2 separate regions of the Homo sapiens genome follow, and region 1 is linked to region 2. Evidence: chromatin contacts called from ENCODE Hi-C or POLR2A ChIA-PET data. All regions are on one chromosome and are shown on one strand. The core of a region is the stretch at or near the end of the contact, and the rest is flanking DNA. Distances in the headings are between cores, read along the strand shown.

Region 1 (4,457 bases), core at 473-2,972, 190 kb after region 2:
TCGGCCAAACCCTTTTCTGACTCCAGGCCCCAAGGGTGCGAGCCTATCACCTGATATGAACTTCCTCCCTCCTCTAGTCTGCCTGAATCCTCCATTACCACCTTCATCCCACCCTATTCCACCTTGCCCCTGTCTGCTGAGCCATCTGCATTTGCTGAACCTCGCTAAGGCATAGTCTGCCAACATTGTCTGCTGGGGGTACAGAGAGAGCCTCCCTCTCCCTGTGTCTCGAGTTCAGCACCTATTCCACCTTAGTAAGCCTGTGAGGCTTTCCAGGCATCTCTCCCAAGCTGGTCTGTCCCTTGTCTTCAGGGCTCCTGTTCTGACACTGGGCCCATGGGAGGTACAAGTTTTGAGTCCTGTAAAAAGAAAAAAGAAGGAAGTGTCCTTCACACAACTTCTGACCTTTTTCTTCACTTCCTGGTGTGTTAGTGTGTGAGAGAGAGAGAGAGAGAGAGTGTGTGTGTGTGTGTGTGTGTGTGTGTGTGTGTGATGTTTAGGGTCTGAGGATATTCAAAGTGGAAAAGGGTATAAGAGCTAGGTAATTTTTATTTTGTGACTAGGCAAAGGCAGTCTAAAAAACTGACCTATGGAGACAATTTTAGTTCTCTTCTACCTGTTAATGTAAGAGATGTAAAAACTAAAGTCTTTCTTTTCAAAGTGACTACTAGAAAATCCTTTTGGACTGTAGGTAATACAGAATGTTTATAATCAGACCAACAAAATACTATTCCTACACATTGTTTTCTATGACCTAGAAATAAGGATGTTACAGATCCTTCTTTGTAATGGAATTTGTTGTCCTAAGATCATACCCATTGTAAAATTTAGGACTTTTCGTTGGTAAATAATAAAATTTGTGGAAAGAAGTACTCACAAGGATTTCAGGCTGGAGAAGGGACTATTGGCCATTGTATTTTTCCTGGCCAGTTTTCATCAAAAGTTTAGATTTTCTCCGGACTGTGGTAGGTTATCTTGTCTGTTATGACAAAAACTAACCAAACAAAAAACAAATGTCACATGCTGTTAGCAGGAATGTAAATTAGCAAGATTACTTTGGAAAACTGTTGGCAATATTTACTGAAGTTGAAAATATGCATGTTCTCTCACCACCAGTTCTACTTCCAGTTATATAGCCAGCAGAAATGTGTAGATATGTTCACCAAAAGTCACTACTAGAATGTCCATTGTAGTATTAGTCGTACTAGCTAAAAACTAGAAATAACCCCATAGTTCATCAGAAGAATAAGCTGTAATATAAGCATATAATGAAACACTTTATAGCAATGGAAATGAAAGATCATTGCTACATGCAACACCATGCATGAATTTCATAAGCATCGTGTTGAGTGAATGAAGCCAGACAAAAAAAGATTACATGCTATATGATTTAGTTTATACAAAGTTCAAAATCAGGCAGAACTATGGTGTTGGCAGTTAGGACAGGGCTCACCTTTGAGGAAGGGGAGGGGTAGTGATTTGGAGAAGGCTTGAGGGCTTTTGAATGTTCTATTTTTGACCTAGGTGGTAATTATATGGGTGAGTTCACTTTGTGATAATTAACCAAGCTGCACACTTAGGGTTTATATTCTTTTCTGTAAGTATGTTAACCTTCAATAAAAATGTCCATCAAAAAAACTTTCAGTGTTTATTATACTTGAGCCACATGTTCATATGCACCTGTCCCTTCTGGTCTTAGGGACTTAGCATGTGCTTTAGCCTCAGTCTCAAACAGTTTGACTTCCTTTTTGCAAAATAATACTCATCATTTTGGAAACCTTATCTGATAAGCTGCTTCCCTCTCTTCCTTACACACAGAAGGGAGTGTGTAGTTTCCCTGTTATATCCTCTGTGGGCACCATGTCCTGAACCACAGCTAGGAGTTCACATGTCTGTATGTATTTGATTGCCTCTCCTGATGTTTAAACTTGAGGACGCTGGGCCTATTTATGCCAGTCATTATGTCTCTAGGGACCACTACAGTGCCTACACTCATTGGTATTTGTCAAATGAATGAACTGACTTCAAAGGGAACAGTCTTTTTTTCTGTCACCCATTTCAACTTTTAATTAGGGTTAGTAGGAGGTTGGAGCCCCTGTGAGGTTGCATGGAACATTTTTGAGATAATAGTGACTTTAATAGCCTTAAAGTATGACCTGTAGGAAAACTCAGCTGAAGGAGGGGAGCAGTTATTGGCTAATCAGTGTCCCTTAACCTAGTTCTGTGTTTCCCCCAGTCGTGTTCCTGAGAGTGAAGTTTATATATGATGACTTCATTTGTTCTGGCTTTTCTCATGACAATCCTAAGGTCAAGTCTATTTTAAGTCTGAGAAATATGTCCTGGAAGTTAGTTTCAGAGTCCCTATTTCCTTTTTCTCTCCTTTGTATTGAAATCTTGGCTGTCCTCCCCATTCCCTCCTTCCAAACTGTTCTTAGAAACGACTTTGCAAGTATCATAAATATCCTCTATGTTGATTTTTCTCTGAACTTTAGCTGTTCTTTTTCAGTTAGATATGGGGAAGTGGCACGTTCTCACTCACCATTCTAACCTGACAGAATTAAGCCAAAAGCAATGTTCAGATTGGCCCAGTAGGAAGACGAATTGAAGATGAGACATTTACATTACACTTTATTTGCTGGATGATTTTTGTAGGGTTTTTTTCTTCTTGTGTAATGTTGTTAGAAGACAGGTTTGGAGCCAGAGAGTACTGGTCCAAAACTCAACCCTGTCTCTCCCTGCTTTTTGACCTTTGGCAAGTTTCATAACCTTTCGGGGCCCTAGCTTTTTCTTATTTGTAAAGTGGTGGTAGTTGTCCAGTTTTAATTAAATTTTGAATGTAAAATGGTCTGTCAATGTGTAAAAAATTATAAAACACTCAATAAATTGCAGTTGCCTAAAAGGGAAGCTTCAACTTTATTGTTAGAAAAATAATGGTTTTCCTAGAAGAAAACCTAGGCATTACCATTCAGGACATAGGCATGGGCAAGGACTTTATGTCTAAAACACCAAAAGCAATGGCAACAAAAGCCAAAATTGACACATGGGATCTAATTAAACTAAAGAGCTTCTGCACAGCAAAAGAAACTACCATCAGAGTGAACAGGCAACCTACAAAATGGGAGAAAATTTTCGCAACCTGCTCATCTGACAAAGGGCTAATATCCAGAATCTACAATGAACTCAAACAAATTTACAAGAAAAAAAACAAACAACCCCATCAAAAAGTGGGCGAAGGACATGAACAGACACTTCTCAAATTAAGACATTTATGCAGCCAAAAAACACATGAAAAAATGCTCACCATCACTGGCCATCAGAGAAATGCAAATCAAAACCACAATGAGATACCATCTCACACCAGTTAGAAAGGCAATCATTAAAAAGTCAGGAAACAGCAGGTGCTGGAGAGGATGTGGAGAAATAGGAACACTTTTACACTGTTGGTGGGACTGTAAACTAGTTCAACCATTGTGGAAGTCAGTGTGGTGATTCCTCAGGGATCTAGAACTAGAAATACCATTTGACCCAGCCATCTCATTACTGGGTGTATACCCAAAGGACTATAAATCATGCTGCTATAAAGACACATGCACACGTATGTTTATTGCAGCACTATTCACAATAGCAAAGACTTGGAGCCAACCCAAATATCCAACAATGATAGACTGGATTAAGAAAATGTGGCACATATACACCATGGAATACTATGCAGCCATAAAAAATGATGAGTTCATGTCCTTTGTAGGGACCTGGATGAAATTGGAAATCATCATTCTCAGTAAACTATCACAAGGACAAAAAACCAAACACCGCATGTTCTCACTCATAGGTGGGAATTGAACAATGAGAACACATGGACACAGGAAGGGGAACATCACACTCTGGGGGCTGTTGTGGGTTGGGGGGAGGGGGGAGGGATGGCATTAGGAGATATACCTAATGCTAAATGACGAGTTAATGGGTGCAGCACACCAGCATGGCACATGTATACATATGTAACTAACCTGCACATTGTGCACATGTACCCTAAAACTTAAAGTATAATAATAATAGAATAAAAAAAAAAGAAGAAAATAATGGTTTTAACATACAGTATTGTTAGACTCCGAAAAGTAGATTAGGGCTTTCTTTTTAAGAATTTATTTGGAAATTAATTTTGATGATTTATAAATGATTATATAATACCCAGTTATACAATTTACCCTTGGGAACAAAGAAGGAAATATAATATTATATTGGCTTGTATAATCACCCTCTTACTTTGGAAACAAAAGAGTGGGAGTGGGAGAATTTTGGAGAACCTGATCCACTGTTAACTCTAATAATCGTTTCCTGAAGAACAGCCCCATCCACAGTTAAACAGAAATCTGGGGATATTAAATGGAGCTTTGTACTCTTGTCACTTTTTTCTTTCTTCATCAATTTCTAGTTGCTTAGAATTAAGGGCTACACTAAAT
Region 2 (4,545 bases), core at 1,319-3,818:
GAAGCTACAAGAACTAGGTTTGAAGGCTGGATGGGCAGGATTTAGTTGAGCAGTAGGAGGGAGGAAGGACTTTCCAAACAGGGAGGACAAAAGGGAAGGCTCAGGGGTCAGGAAGGACTGTTCATGCTGATAAGGGACAGGCCTGGCTGTGGTGGCGCCGGAGCATTGGGAAGTAGAGGGAATCTGGTTGCAGCGGGAGTGTGAGTAGATCAGGGAGGGCCCTACCAACCCAGTTAAGGAGTGGAGACTCAGCGTCCTCTACACTGGGGGACTGCAGCATTTTGTTAGAGAAGTGGGTTATATGAGGGGTTAAGGAGAGGGGGCTGAGGTGGTCATCAAATGTGGAGCCATGAGGGTCTAGACTGTAGTGCAACAACAAGAGCAGAGAGGAAGGGAGAAACAAGGGCCAAGAATTGTGCGGACTGGATTTGGGGTTGGAGAAGAAGTAGTCCAAGATGGCAGGTTTTGAGCTTAGGAGTTTGGGAGAATGCTGGAGGTATCTACCAACCCAGGAGCCCGGGGTTAGGGGTGAAGCCAGGTTTTAGGGAAAAGGATGGGTTTGGTGTTGTGGTTATAAAGAGATGGGATCCTCATAGAGCTTTCTTATGGTTAGAGACATAGACCGTGAGCACCATTGAACAGGCTGGGCTGCTGGGAAGGAAGGGAGAGCTCTTCTCATGATAGGGACAGCCGAAGGGAGTGTGGATGGGGTGACCTCTGACATCTCTCAAGGAGCTGGGATCCAGGTCCCCACTGGAGATTTTTGTATCAGGAAAGGAGGAGGGAGAGGGAACAGTTGGCTCATAGTAAGTGGGCTAGACTCCACTAAGGGGCGGTCCTGTGTGGGTCCTCATCCTAGTGCCCTACACAGTGGCCTTTCCTAGCTGCCCCAGGCAAGAGAGATGATTGGGGCCTCAGGCAGAATGGGCCTTGTGTGGACCATGGAGCTGGGTGCCTCCCAGCTCCTGCTGAATTAACTGCCTTGTTTTTCTCTTTTTCACTCTCCCAGCTGGTTTGCCTTGTGTGGCCTCTTTAACCATACTTTAACATATTAATGATGGGTGTTCTCCAAGCCACCTGTCTCTCCTAGCCTCTCAGGGGATTTCCAGGAATGGGGCTCTTTTCTCCCAAAGGCCAAGAATTGAAGCAGGAGCTTGCCCCCAGGCTGGTGTGCTGTGGGGTGGGGAAACATGCCAGGCAGCTGTAAGCCTCCCTCTTGGGGGCAGTGACCCAAATGCCTGGGACACACCTTTCTCAAAGCACAGCCCCAAAGGGCCTCCTTCCTGCCTAACCATTTTCCTGGACTCTGCTGCATTTAATGAGCTCTTGGTTTCAGATACATTGGTGTCCGGTGGTCAGGCCAGTTGCTAAATGGAGCAGGCCAACTAAGACAGCTGGTCCCTTTTAATAGAAAGGCTTCTGGGCCCCAGATGGTGGCCGATTAATAGTTTGCGACTGTTGATTTCGCCTACTTCCTTCTTGCTTTTTTGGCCTAATGATTCCATTTGCTGTTTTTGCTTAGCTTATCAAGCAACCGGTTGTCTCACCCCAGCTCTGGAAGGTAAATGCATATTGCACTACATTTCTCTGACTGCTTTTTCCTTGGGTCTGGGCATTGAGGGGCCACTGAGTGTCTGCTCGTGCACTAACCAGGCTGCATGGGGTGAGGGGAGAGCTGGAGGGTGGGTGGGGAGAGTGCAAGAAGGTACTCAGGTGAACATGGCTCTCACAGGGGGCCAGAGTTGATGCTTGCATGGGCCATTTGAGATGGGCACAGGATCTCAGGAATAGAAATATGGGCAGGGGTCTCTGAGATGCCTGCAATGACATCTCTGTGTCCCTAGGAGACACCATGGGAACAGAACAGAGAGCCATGAGTCATGTCACATGACCCACCTCTTCCCCATCCTAGGTTTTTTATTTCTTAGGGACAGGGTCTTGCTCTGTCATGTTGCCCAGGCTGGAGTGCAATGGCTCCCTGTAGCCTTGAACTCCTGGCCTCAAGGGATCCTCCTGCCTCAGCCTTCTGAGTAGCGGGGACTACAGGCATGCACCATGATGCCTGGCTAATTTTTAAAAATTTTCTTGTAGAGACAGAGTCTCACTGTGTTCCCTGGTCTTGAACTCCTGGCTCCAAGGGATCCTCCTGCCTTGGCTTCCTAAAGTGCTGGGATTACAGGCGTAAGCCACTGTGCCTGGCCCCAATTCTAGGTTTTCATGTTTTTTGTAACCACATACCTAGGTGTGATACCTTATTGTCTATCTTCTTCTAACCATGGTAACTGCCTTTTAAAATTTTTTTCTGCAGTCATTTAAGTTCTCCTTTTACCTCCTCTTTCTCTGAATTTTCCTTTCCTTTGGTTCCTCCCCATCCCTGAAGACTGTGAACTCTGTGAGATCAGAGAATACCACGTTAATGTATTCCTGCATAGCTTATTCTCTGAATCTGCTGCAGAGTCAGGGCAAGGTCTGGGCAGGCTCATGGTCCAGGTTTGCTGGGTGAATGACTGTCTTCTTGCCTCCTGAACTGAGGACAGCTCTTTACCCTTGGCTGAACTGACTGTTACAATCAAAATGGGAACATTTCCTGGCTACTTCCCACCACTTGGGCCTCATCCCAGACTCTGATAGTTTTGGGGAGAGCTAGCTACAGTTTCTTCACACAGAAAAAGATTTCAGAATAGCTAACTGGTTTCTAAATAGCTAATGTTTACAGACATGATTAGCAACTACTATGTCCATGGTCCTTGATGGGGATGAACACTGAGGAGACTTTGTTCTGTGTGGCTCATGGGTGGAACTGAGGATATCACAACTAATTCCAAGTGGAGTGTGGTAAGCGTTGACAGGAGACGACCTGGGCAAACCAAACCTTACCTAAGGGCGAGGTTAGGTTCCACTGAACATCATGAAAACCAATGATTCTGGTGTTCTTTAGAGACATATGATTAGTCTGTGATATCCTTGTGAAGTCATGGAGTTGGAAGGACTTGTCAGGGTTGGACAAGACCATTTCCAGATGTGTGGACTTCCTGGCTTTCCAGGGTATAGGGTGCAGCACACTCAGAGTCCATCCCACATTCGAATGGTTTGGAGGACGGGGACAGAAAGCTTGTGGCAACGAGAAGCTGTATGACATTCAGCAGAACATGACAGTATATACAGTGACTCTCCCTGTGCCTCCAAATGTACCCCAAACCCACTTCCCTGAAAGAGAAGGCTTTCAGCTAGCCACCCTTTCAGCTGTTACTTATTTTCTAATGTAAACATTTTTTTATAATACAGCTTAGGACCTAATGTGGAAAGTTTGAGAAGATATGTTCTTTTCCATTCAAAAAGAATGGTGAAGTAAAATAACTACTTGTTTTTATTTTATTATTATTTTTTTTTTGAGGCATCTCTCTCTGTCACCAGGCTGGAGTGCAGTGGCGTGATCTCGGCTCACTGCAACCTCTGCCTGCCAGGTTCAAGTGATTCTCCTGCCTCAGCCTCCCGAGTAGCTGGGACTACAGGCGCCTGCCACCACGCCTGGCTAATTTTTGTATTTTTAGTAGAGACGGGGTTTCACCACATTGGCCAGGCTGGTCTCGATCTCTTGACCTCGTGATCCGCCAGCCTCAGCCTCCCAAAGTGCTGGGATTACAGGCGTGACCCACTGCACCTGGCCTGTTTTTCATTATCTAGCATGAGCATTTGTCTCTGCAAATTTTCTTAAAACATAGTTTCCCTGTTGTCTCACTTATCCAGTAGCTGAAATGATTTCCTTAGACTTGTCCAGGCGGCTTCATACCTAGGAGCTTAAGCTGAATATTGGATCCAGGCTCAAGGTCATGGATGAGATAGGATTCAAATTATGCAGGGAGGACATAATTAGGGATGGTTTGAATTAATTGCAGACTCATGGAAGTAGGATTATGTTTAGCCTGGTGGTTTCTGGAAAGTGTTGATTGAGATTTGATATTTCCCCAAATCAGAAATTGCTGTTAGTATGATAGCAGCAAGAAACGTTTTCAGATATTAACACTTCCTGAGTGTTCAGGGAGTTAATAGCCTAGGCCCTGAGGACCCTCTATTTCTGAGTGGCTTAAGAAGAAAAGGAAAAGAAGCTTATTGCACAGATGAGTTGTAGGCAAGGGAAGGTTGTAGGGAGTGTTACAGAACATGTCTAACTGCAGACCCAGCTCAAATGTTCAGGTATGTGAGATTGGGATCCCCTTTATGGGTGATCTTTGTGGGGGAGGGCCCTTGTCAACTCCATGAATGCCCAGGTATCTACATTCCTGTGGTGAAACCACAGCAGGAACCCCATCAGTTCAGAAGTCTTACTTGATTCCAGATATTCTCTGGGGTACAACCCTTCTCCTCAAACTCAAGTCTAGAATAATATTCACAGAAAAGATACATCGAATGTGGAATCCCTCCCCACAAAGTGGAGGGTTCTAGATCCTGTTTGCTTCTGCTTCCACAGACTCTCTTAGCCCCTGGCAGAGAGGCCATGGACAGACAAACATTGCCCTTGGGTGACCATCCCTTCCTCTAAGGCAC

What was found. A loop is a pair of places that touch in the nucleus more often than their neighbours do. ChIA-PET counts read pairs that join two places held with the same protein, here RNA polymerase II (POLR2A).
Region 1: a map of K562 shows a loop between it and region 2 (2.7-fold over the local background). The contact joins two enhancer-like sites. A Hi-C loop is called at or near these places in 1 of 168 maps with a recorded cell type or tissue (K562). POLR2A ChIA-PET finds 5 or more read pairs at or near these places in 1 of 52 experiments (activated T-cell).

Annotation. Positions count from the first base shown.
Region 1 is chr15:85,008,654-85,013,110 of GRCh38, forward strand. The region is part of intron 1 of PDE8A (phosphodiesterase 8A); the gene reads left to right. Among named protein-coding and RNA genes, the nearest start is that of PDE8A, 29 kb to the left of the region's middle. RefSeq lists a silencer at 74-123. Within about 2 kb of position 1,723, at least 5 of the 41 ENCODE cell types and tissues checked have a DNase peak (open chromatin) inside an H3K27ac peak, as active enhancers do.
Region 2 is chr15:84,821,808-84,826,352 of GRCh38, forward strand. It overlaps ALPK3 (alpha kinase 3), which reads left to right. Exons shown (of 14, transcript NM_020778.5): 2 at 1,523-1,561. Among named protein-coding and RNA genes, the nearest start is that of ALPK3, 6.7 kb to the left of the region's middle. Within about 2 kb of position 2,569, at least 10 of the 41 ENCODE cell types and tissues checked have a DNase peak (open chromatin) inside an H3K27ac peak, as active enhancers do.